2 separate regions of the Homo sapiens genome follow, and region 1 is linked to region 2. A link is an interaction called in ENCODE POLR2A ChIA-PET data of the cell type or tissue named here. Cell type or tissue: PC-3. All regions are shown on one strand. Region 1 overlaps MAP4K3-DT (MAP4K3 divergent transcript). Region 2 overlaps MAP4K3-DT (MAP4K3 divergent transcript).

Region 1 (4,000 bases), 93 kb before region 2:
GCCAAGATGGCGCCTTTGCACTCCAGCCTGGGCAACAACAAGAGCAAAACTCCATCTCAAAAAAAAAAAAAAAAAAGATGGCACAAGAAAAAAGATAAAAAGGAGCAAGTAACAAGTGGGGCAAATAGAAAAAAATAGTAAAATGGTACCTGTGAACCCAAATATCTCATTGAGTACCTTAACTATTAAAATTAAATATAAATTAATTATAAATTTAAAATATTAAATAAAAATGGCATAATATTCCACTAAAAGACAAAGATTGTCATACTGGTTAAAATAATTGCATATGCTTTTTTACAAAAGATACAACAGTAAAAGAATAGAAAAAAAACATGTTATGTGAAAGCTGTAACCCAAAACTCTTATAGCTATACAATAACATACAAAGTAGAGTTTAAGGAAAGAAGCATTATTAGAAATAAAGTGGGATATTTTACAATAATAAAAATATCAATCCATCAGGAAGATACAGTAAGTCTAATTCTGTGTACAACTAACAATATAGTTCAAAATATATTAATTCAAAAATTCCCAAAACTGCAGGGAGAAATAGATCTACAATAACAGTAAGATCTTTTCAGTAACCAATAAAAAAGTAGACACAAATTAATAAGAAAACACAAAATGTAAACAACATGATTAACAGAATTTACAAAATTGATATATATTGAATATTTCACCAAACAACTACAGAATTCACTTTCATTTCATATGAACATGGAATGTTTACTAAAAGTGGCAATAACTTGGGCCATAAAGCAAGCCTCAATGTATTTGAAAAAATTGACATAATACAGAGTACGTTCTTTGAGCAGAGGGGAATTAACCTAATAATATTTTAAAAACTAGAAAAATTTCAAATATGTGAAAATTAAGCAGTCTGCTTCTAAATAATCCATAGGTCAAAGAAGAAATCACAATGAAAATAAGAAAATATTTTAAACTAAATCATAATGAAAGTATGACATAAAAAATTTTAAGATGTAGCTAAAACTGTGTATTGGGGGAAATTTATTATCTTAAGGGCTAGAATCGATAGCTTTAAACAAAAATTACCTAGGTATTTATCTCAATAAGTTAGAAACAAAATGCAATTAAACTTGAAGAAAGCATAAGAAAAGTTAAGAGAAAAAAGTAATGAAGAAAATGTACAGTAGGCTAGGCATGGTGGCTCATGCCTGTAATTCTAGCTCTTTGGAAGGCTGAGATGGGTGGATCACTTGAGCCTAGGTGTTTGAGACCAGCCTGGGCAACCAAATGAGACCCCCCATCTCTAGAAAAAATTTAAATATTAGTTGGGTTTCATTGTGCATACCTCCGGTCCCAGCTACACAGAGGCTGAGGTAAGGGGATCACTTGAGCCCAGGAGGTTGAGGCTGCAGTGAGCCATGTTCATGCCACTGCACTCCAGCCTGGGCCTAGGTGAAAGAGTCTCAAAAAAAAAAAGTACAGTAGAGAAAAGTCACTGAAAGAAAATAAAACTGATAACTCCCTAGCAAAACTAATGACACATACGATATACAAATAAAAAGGAGGAAGGACACATATTACCTCTGTCAGACATAAAAAAAAAAAAGACACCACTGTGGACCCCACAAACATTACAAAGTTGAAGAGAAAATATTTGGGACAACTTAATATCAATAAATTAGAAAATTTAGATAAAATGGGAAATTTCTAGAATAACTCAATTTACCAAAAGTGACACCAAAAGAAATAAAAAACCCCAATAGTCCTGTTATGACATGACAAAGCATGCATCTATGAACAAATTTTTAAAATAAAACAGAGTAAAATGTTTATGACCTTGTATTTCACAAGTATTTCTTAAATACTACACACACACACACACACACACACACACACACACACAAACTACACAAATATTACACATAAATATAAAAGAAGGCCAGGCACAGTGGCTCACACTGTAGTACCAGCACATTGGGAGGCTAAGGTAGAAGGATACCTTGAAGCCAGGCGTTTGAGACCAGTCTGCGCAACAAAGCGTGAACCTATCTCTTAAAAAAAAAGGAAAAAAAGAAAATTAATAAATTAGACTTATGCAAATAAAAGTTTTGCTCTTCATAAGTAACTATTATGAAAAAGAAACTGCAAACCACAGACTGGAAGAAAATATGTGTAAAATAAACACCTGATGATAGGCTTGTGTTAAGAATAATAAAGAATTCTTACAACTCAATAAGAACGCAAATTAACTCAATTTATAAAATGGGCAAAAGATTTTAACAGACATTTCATGAGTGTCAATAAGCATATGAAAGCATGCTCAATGTTGTTAATCACTGGGAAAATGCAAATTAAAATCATAATGAGATACCATTAGATATGCACTAGAATGGCTAACATTGACAAGACTGACAATGCCGAGTGCTAACTAAGATGTGGAGCAACTGGGACACTCACATACTGGTGATGGGAATGTAAATAGCATAGTCACCTTGGGAAAATTTGACAGTTTCTTAAGTTAAATATAAACTTATAAGACCCAGCAATCCTAATCCTAGATACCTACTTAAGAAAAATGAAACATATGTATATACAAATACATGTCTTGAATGTCCATTGCAGCTTTATTCATAATGACTAAAAACTAGGAACAACAAAATGTCCATCAAAAGATGAACTGATAAACAAGTTGAGATATATCCATAAAACAGAATACTATTCACCAATAAAAAGTAATTAACTGGGCCGGACATGGTGGCTCAGGCCTGTAATCCCAGCACTTTGGGACGCCGAGGCAGGCAGATCACTTGAGGCCAGGAGTTTGAGACCAGCCTGGCCAACATGGTGAAACCCCATCTCTACTAAAAATACAAAAATTAATGGCTGTAGGGACAGGCACTTGTAATCCCAGCTACTCAGGAGGCTGAGGCACAAGAATCACTTGAATCTGGAAGGCAGAGGTTGCAGTGAGCTGAGATCGCACCACTCCACTCCAGCCTGGACAAAGAGCGAGACTGTCTGAAAAAAAAAGTAAAAGTAATTAACTACTTGCTGAAATGACATGGATGGGATTTCAAAATTATGCTCATTGAAAGAAGCCAGACACAAAATACCACTAACTGAATGATTCAATTTATATAAAATTGTAGAAAAGACCAAGTTATAGTGACAGAACACATATCAGTGTTGCCAGTTGTCAGGGAGGTGGAAGAAGAGAAGTAACTTCAAAAAACACATGGGAGCTTTTTGGGATAATGGAAATATTCTGTATAATGATTATGATGATGGTTACCTTGTAAAATACACTTATAAAATTAATGCAATTGTATTCTTTAAATAGGTGAATTTCATTGTATGAAAATTATATCCCAATAAAGCTAACAAAAAAAAAGTAGGTCAAAGACTTGAACAGGTGCTTCATAAAAGAGAACATCCAAATGACCAATAAGCATATGAAAAAGCATAAATTAAAAGTAGAATGAGATACCATTATGCTCCTATCATTATGTCTAAAATCAAAAAGATGGAAAATACCAAGGATTGCTGAGGACATTGGCACAACTGGAACTCTCCTATGCTGCTCACAGGGATGTAAATTGGTATTACCACTTTGGAAAATTGTTTGGCAATGTCTAGGAAAGCTGAATACGTGCATAAACTATGACTGGGTAATTCTAGTTCTGTTTGTAGTCAAAATTTGGGAACCAGTAGAAAGGATAAATAAATGGTTGTAAATCTGTGCAATGCAATACTACACAGCGATGAGAATGAATGAATTACTGCTACATATGACATGGAAGGAGCATATAAACATAATACTGAGTGAAAGAAACCATACACAAAAGGGTACATTTATTTAAAGTTAGAAAGCAGGGCCTGGCGCAGTGGCTCACGCCTGTAATACCAGCACTTTGGGAGGCCGAGGTGGGCAGATCATGAGGTCAAGAGATCGAGACCATCCTGGCCAACATGGAGAAACCCTGTCTCTACTAAAAATACAAAAATTAGCTGGGCGTGGTGGCACGTG
Region 2 (4,000 bases):
ATTCTCCCATATTTAATAGCACTGATTATGGCATTGCCTTCCCAATGTTTGTTTGGCTTTTTATTTTTACATAAATAACCACTATGACTTGAGCCTGCTCAATCTCCATTCTTTGCACTTGGGCTCAGATCTAGTGGGTTGATTTTAATCACAGCTGAGTGATGTGAGTAATTTGCCCACACATTGGGAAAGCTGAGTTCTGCTTCTGAGGTCCGAGCTGGTCCAGTCTCTACAAAGAGACGATAAAAAGGAACAGTTCAAGTAGCACAAAATAACGAAAAGGAAGCCCAACCTTTACAGTTGCAAAACAATTTTAAAAGGAATCAAGACTGGAATGCCTAGCAACATTTCTTGAAACCCCTTCCTTCTCTCCAAATCTCTCCAATCAAATCTCTCCAATCACAGTGCCCTGGAGCCTTTCCTACTTCTACTCTTCCGTCTTTTCTCTCCCCTTCCTCTCCTTCTTGGTACATCTGCCCAATCTCCCTGCATAGCAGGCCCCCTCCTTAGGTCTTTACCTTTTCATTCTCCAGGACTGCAACCCAAAGTCCTGGAAGTGTCCAGGAAAGCTGCATACTCCCCTGATGGCCAGGGAGGCACCAGCAGGCAGGGAAAGATAGCATTTACTATGTTGGAGAAAAGGTGGGGACTGGAAGCCCTTATCTGCTAATGGCTGGCTTGTGTATTTGTCTTCTCTGCTGAACTGTGAGTTTCTTGTGAACTCCTTGTCTTACCCCATGTGTATCTTTCACCATAGTCCAGTTTCTGATCCATGGTATATGTTCAGGTGTGTGTGACAGTTAACTTCTCAGTGACCCATGAAACTCAGCTTCCAGCATCACCTAAGGATTATTTGTTCCCTTCTTCCCCTGATGCCATAGAAATAAAGCTTTGGCCAGGTGCTGTGGCTCACGCCTGTAATCCTAGCACTTTGGGAGGCTGAGGTGGGTGGATCGCTTGAGTCTAGGAGTTTGAGACCAGTCTGGGCAACATGGTGAAACCTCGTTTCTACAAAAAATACAAAAATCAGCCAGGCATGGTGGCGCATGCCTGTAGTCCCAGCTATTCAGGAAGCTGAGGCGAGAGGAGCGCTTGAGCCCTGGGAGGTGGAGGCTGCAGCGAGCCACGATTGTGCTACTGCACTCCAGCCTGGGTGACAGAGTGAGACCCCGTCTCAAAAAAAAAAAAAAAAGGAAAAAAGAAAGCTTCTCAAGGGCCCCAGTTGCTCTTGCAGTCTCCAGCATGTAGGTGACATTCTCACCAGGATTCCTTGATGAGGTGAGAATATTTTGAAAATCCAGAAACCAGCAGGTCCCTTTGGAAGTGATATTTCACTACTGCCTTCTCATCCCTAAAATCAATGCTTGTTTCTGGCCCAGAGCTGGGTACAGATCATCTTTCTTATTTGTAAACAGTATATGCTCTAAATCAGTTCATCACTATATACCTCTGCTCCTAATGACAGATGGCAGCTTTTCCTTGTTTTTCCTGCTTTAGGACACAGACATTAATCTGTGGACTAAACATTATGGAAAGTGCACTGACCGTCCTCCATAGCACATGTGTGACCTTGTCCTGTGGTCCTCAGGAAGCTGGGCCCTAGGAAATAACTTTAACATTCACCAGCAGAGGAAGCTGTCAATATTGCACTGTTTGCTTAACTTGTAACATTGATCTTCTGTGGCTCTGGGCATAACATAATAAGGAAAATACCACAACTTACTACAGCAAGTCAATGGGCTGATAAGATAAACGCTGTTATGTTTCAAAATTGTGCCAAGTTTATGTTGATAAAGTGACTTTCTTCTGGGAATCTAAAAAACAGTGCCTATGGTTCTAATCCTGTATGACTTTAACTTTGTCTTATATTTACATAAGACAGGAAATTGGCCCAAGATGACCTCATTCATCTTTATAACTCTTCTCCTGAAGGAATTTATAGTGAGGGTAGTGTTATTATTTTTTCACTACAGAGGTGTAGAGAGCTTAAGCTTTCAGTCAAACTAACAAATTCAGTATTGGTTCTAGAACCAAGAGAAAAGGAATAGGTCTGCGGCTACGGCTACATTAATAATAACAACAAACAAACTTTAAAAACTGCTATTGTATGGTAAGAATGAGGACATTTTTAAAATCAAAGACAGTTGAGTCTCAGACTAAATCTATTCAGTGCTATTGGTTAGAATTGACTTGTCAGTTCCATAGAACAACTTTGTCATTCAGCCTAACCATCACTTTGATGGATTTTTTTTTTTTAAACTTTGAAGAATGTTTGGTTCATCTACTAAATTGCATGTGATCCAGCAGCATGTGGACCATTTCAATTAAGGTAGTGTTTCTAATAGCCCTTGAGAAAAAGAATGACTCTAAATTCTTGTTCTTGGGTGTTTATTAATAGAAAAGGCCCAAATATCCCCAACTCCTCCATTCCACATTCATTGACTGTGAATTTTGAGGTGGTCCATAATTCTGTTAGGAATTTTATTTAGCTATTAGTACAGGAGACCTGGAAAACTAGTACTTATACCTGATAGAAGTTCATTTTCCCTCACATGCAAAAGAAGTATAGGGAATTGACGCAGTTCAGAAGCAGAACACGAAGATACTGTTCCTGCCAGGTGAAAGCAAATTGCTTATGGTGTTTTAGACTTATTGGTATAGAGAAAAAAACAGTTGTAAGCATAACTGCATACTAGATGGCCAGAGTGGTATCTCCAGTAGAGACAACGTTAAGAACAGTAGCAGCAATTGAAGTTACTGATTAAGATTTTGATAATCCATAAAATCCATCTGTTCACTGCACATTTTAAGCAGGTGAGTTAAATGGAGATGTAATAGAAATCACCACTTCTGCAGTTTTCATTTTTTAAAATTTTATTTCTTTAATTGACAAAAGTTATATATATTTATGGTATACAACATGATGTTTTGATGTATAAAATTATGGAATGAGGTAAATCAAGCTAATTAGCATATGCATTATCTCATATATTATCTTTTTCTGTGGCAAGAACACTTAAAATCCACTCTCGTAGCAATTTTCAAGTATACAATATATTGTTATTAACTTGAGTCACCATGATGTACAATAGATCGCTTGAATTTATGCTTCCTATCTAACTGAAATTTTGTATCCTTTGACCAACATCTCCCCAGTCCCCCCAACCCCCAGCCCCCGGTAACCACCATTCTACTCTGCTTCTGTGAGTTCAACATTTTTAGGCTCCACGTATATATAGGTAAGACCATTCAGTATTTTTTTTTAAATGCCTGGCTTATTTTACTGAACATAATGTCTTCCAGGTTCATCCATGTTTTTGCAAATGCCAGGATTTCCTTCTTTTTAAAGGCTGAGTGGTATTTCATTGTGTATATATACTACATTTTCTTTATCCATTCATCTGCACATAGACACTTAGGTTGATTCTATATACTGGCTATTGTGAATAAGGCTACAATGAGCATGGGAGTCCAGATATCTCTTTGACATACTGATTTCATTTCCTTTGGATATATACTCAGTAGTGGGAATGCTGGGTCATATGGTGGTTTGCTTTTGATTTTGAGGAACCTCAATACTATTTTCTATAATGGCTCTACTGATTTACATTTCCAACAGTAGTACCCAAGGATTCCCTTTTCTCCACATCATTACCAACACTTCTTATCTTTTATCTTTTTGATAATATCCATTCTAACGTGTGAGGTGATATCTTACTGTGGTTTTAATTTGCATTTCTCTGATGTTGAACATTTTTAAATATACCTGTTGGCCATTTGTATATCTTCTTTTGGGAAATATCTATTCAGGTCCTTTGACCATTTAAAAATCAGGTTATTTGTGTTCTTACTATTGAGTTGAGTTCCATATGTATTTTGAATATTAACCCTTTATGAGATGTATGGTTTGTAAATATTTTCTCCCATTCCATAGGTTGTCTCTTTACTCTGTTGATTGTTTCCTTTGCAATATAGAAGCTTTTTAATTTGATGTAATCTC

The links. ChIA-PET counts read pairs that join two places held together with the same protein. Peaks named below come from ENCODE experiments on the same cell type or tissue, not always from the same donor. Only the 100,000 strongest peaks of a DNase experiment are listed, where the experiment ranks them.
Region 1: POLR2A ChIA-PET joins it to region 2 with 5 read pairs; 2 of 35 experiments call an interaction of 5 or more read pairs at or near these places.

Annotation. Positions count from the first base shown.
Region 1 is chr2:39,456,630-39,460,629 of GRCh38, forward strand. All of the region lies in intron 3 of MAP4K3-DT (MAP4K3 divergent transcript), which reads left to right. Among named protein-coding and RNA genes, the nearest start is that of MAP4K3-DT, 21 kb to the left of the region's middle. In PC-3, no CTCF peak of the experiment used is centred here; no DNase peak of the experiment used is centred here.
Region 2 is chr2:39,549,198-39,553,197 of GRCh38, forward strand. All of the region lies in intron 5 of MAP4K3-DT (MAP4K3 divergent transcript), which reads left to right. Among named protein-coding and RNA genes, the nearest start is that of MAP4K3-DT, 110 kb to the left of the region's middle. In PC-3, no CTCF peak of the experiment used is centred here; a DNase peak (open chromatin) is centred at 1,784; H3K27ac peaks cover 1,371 bases.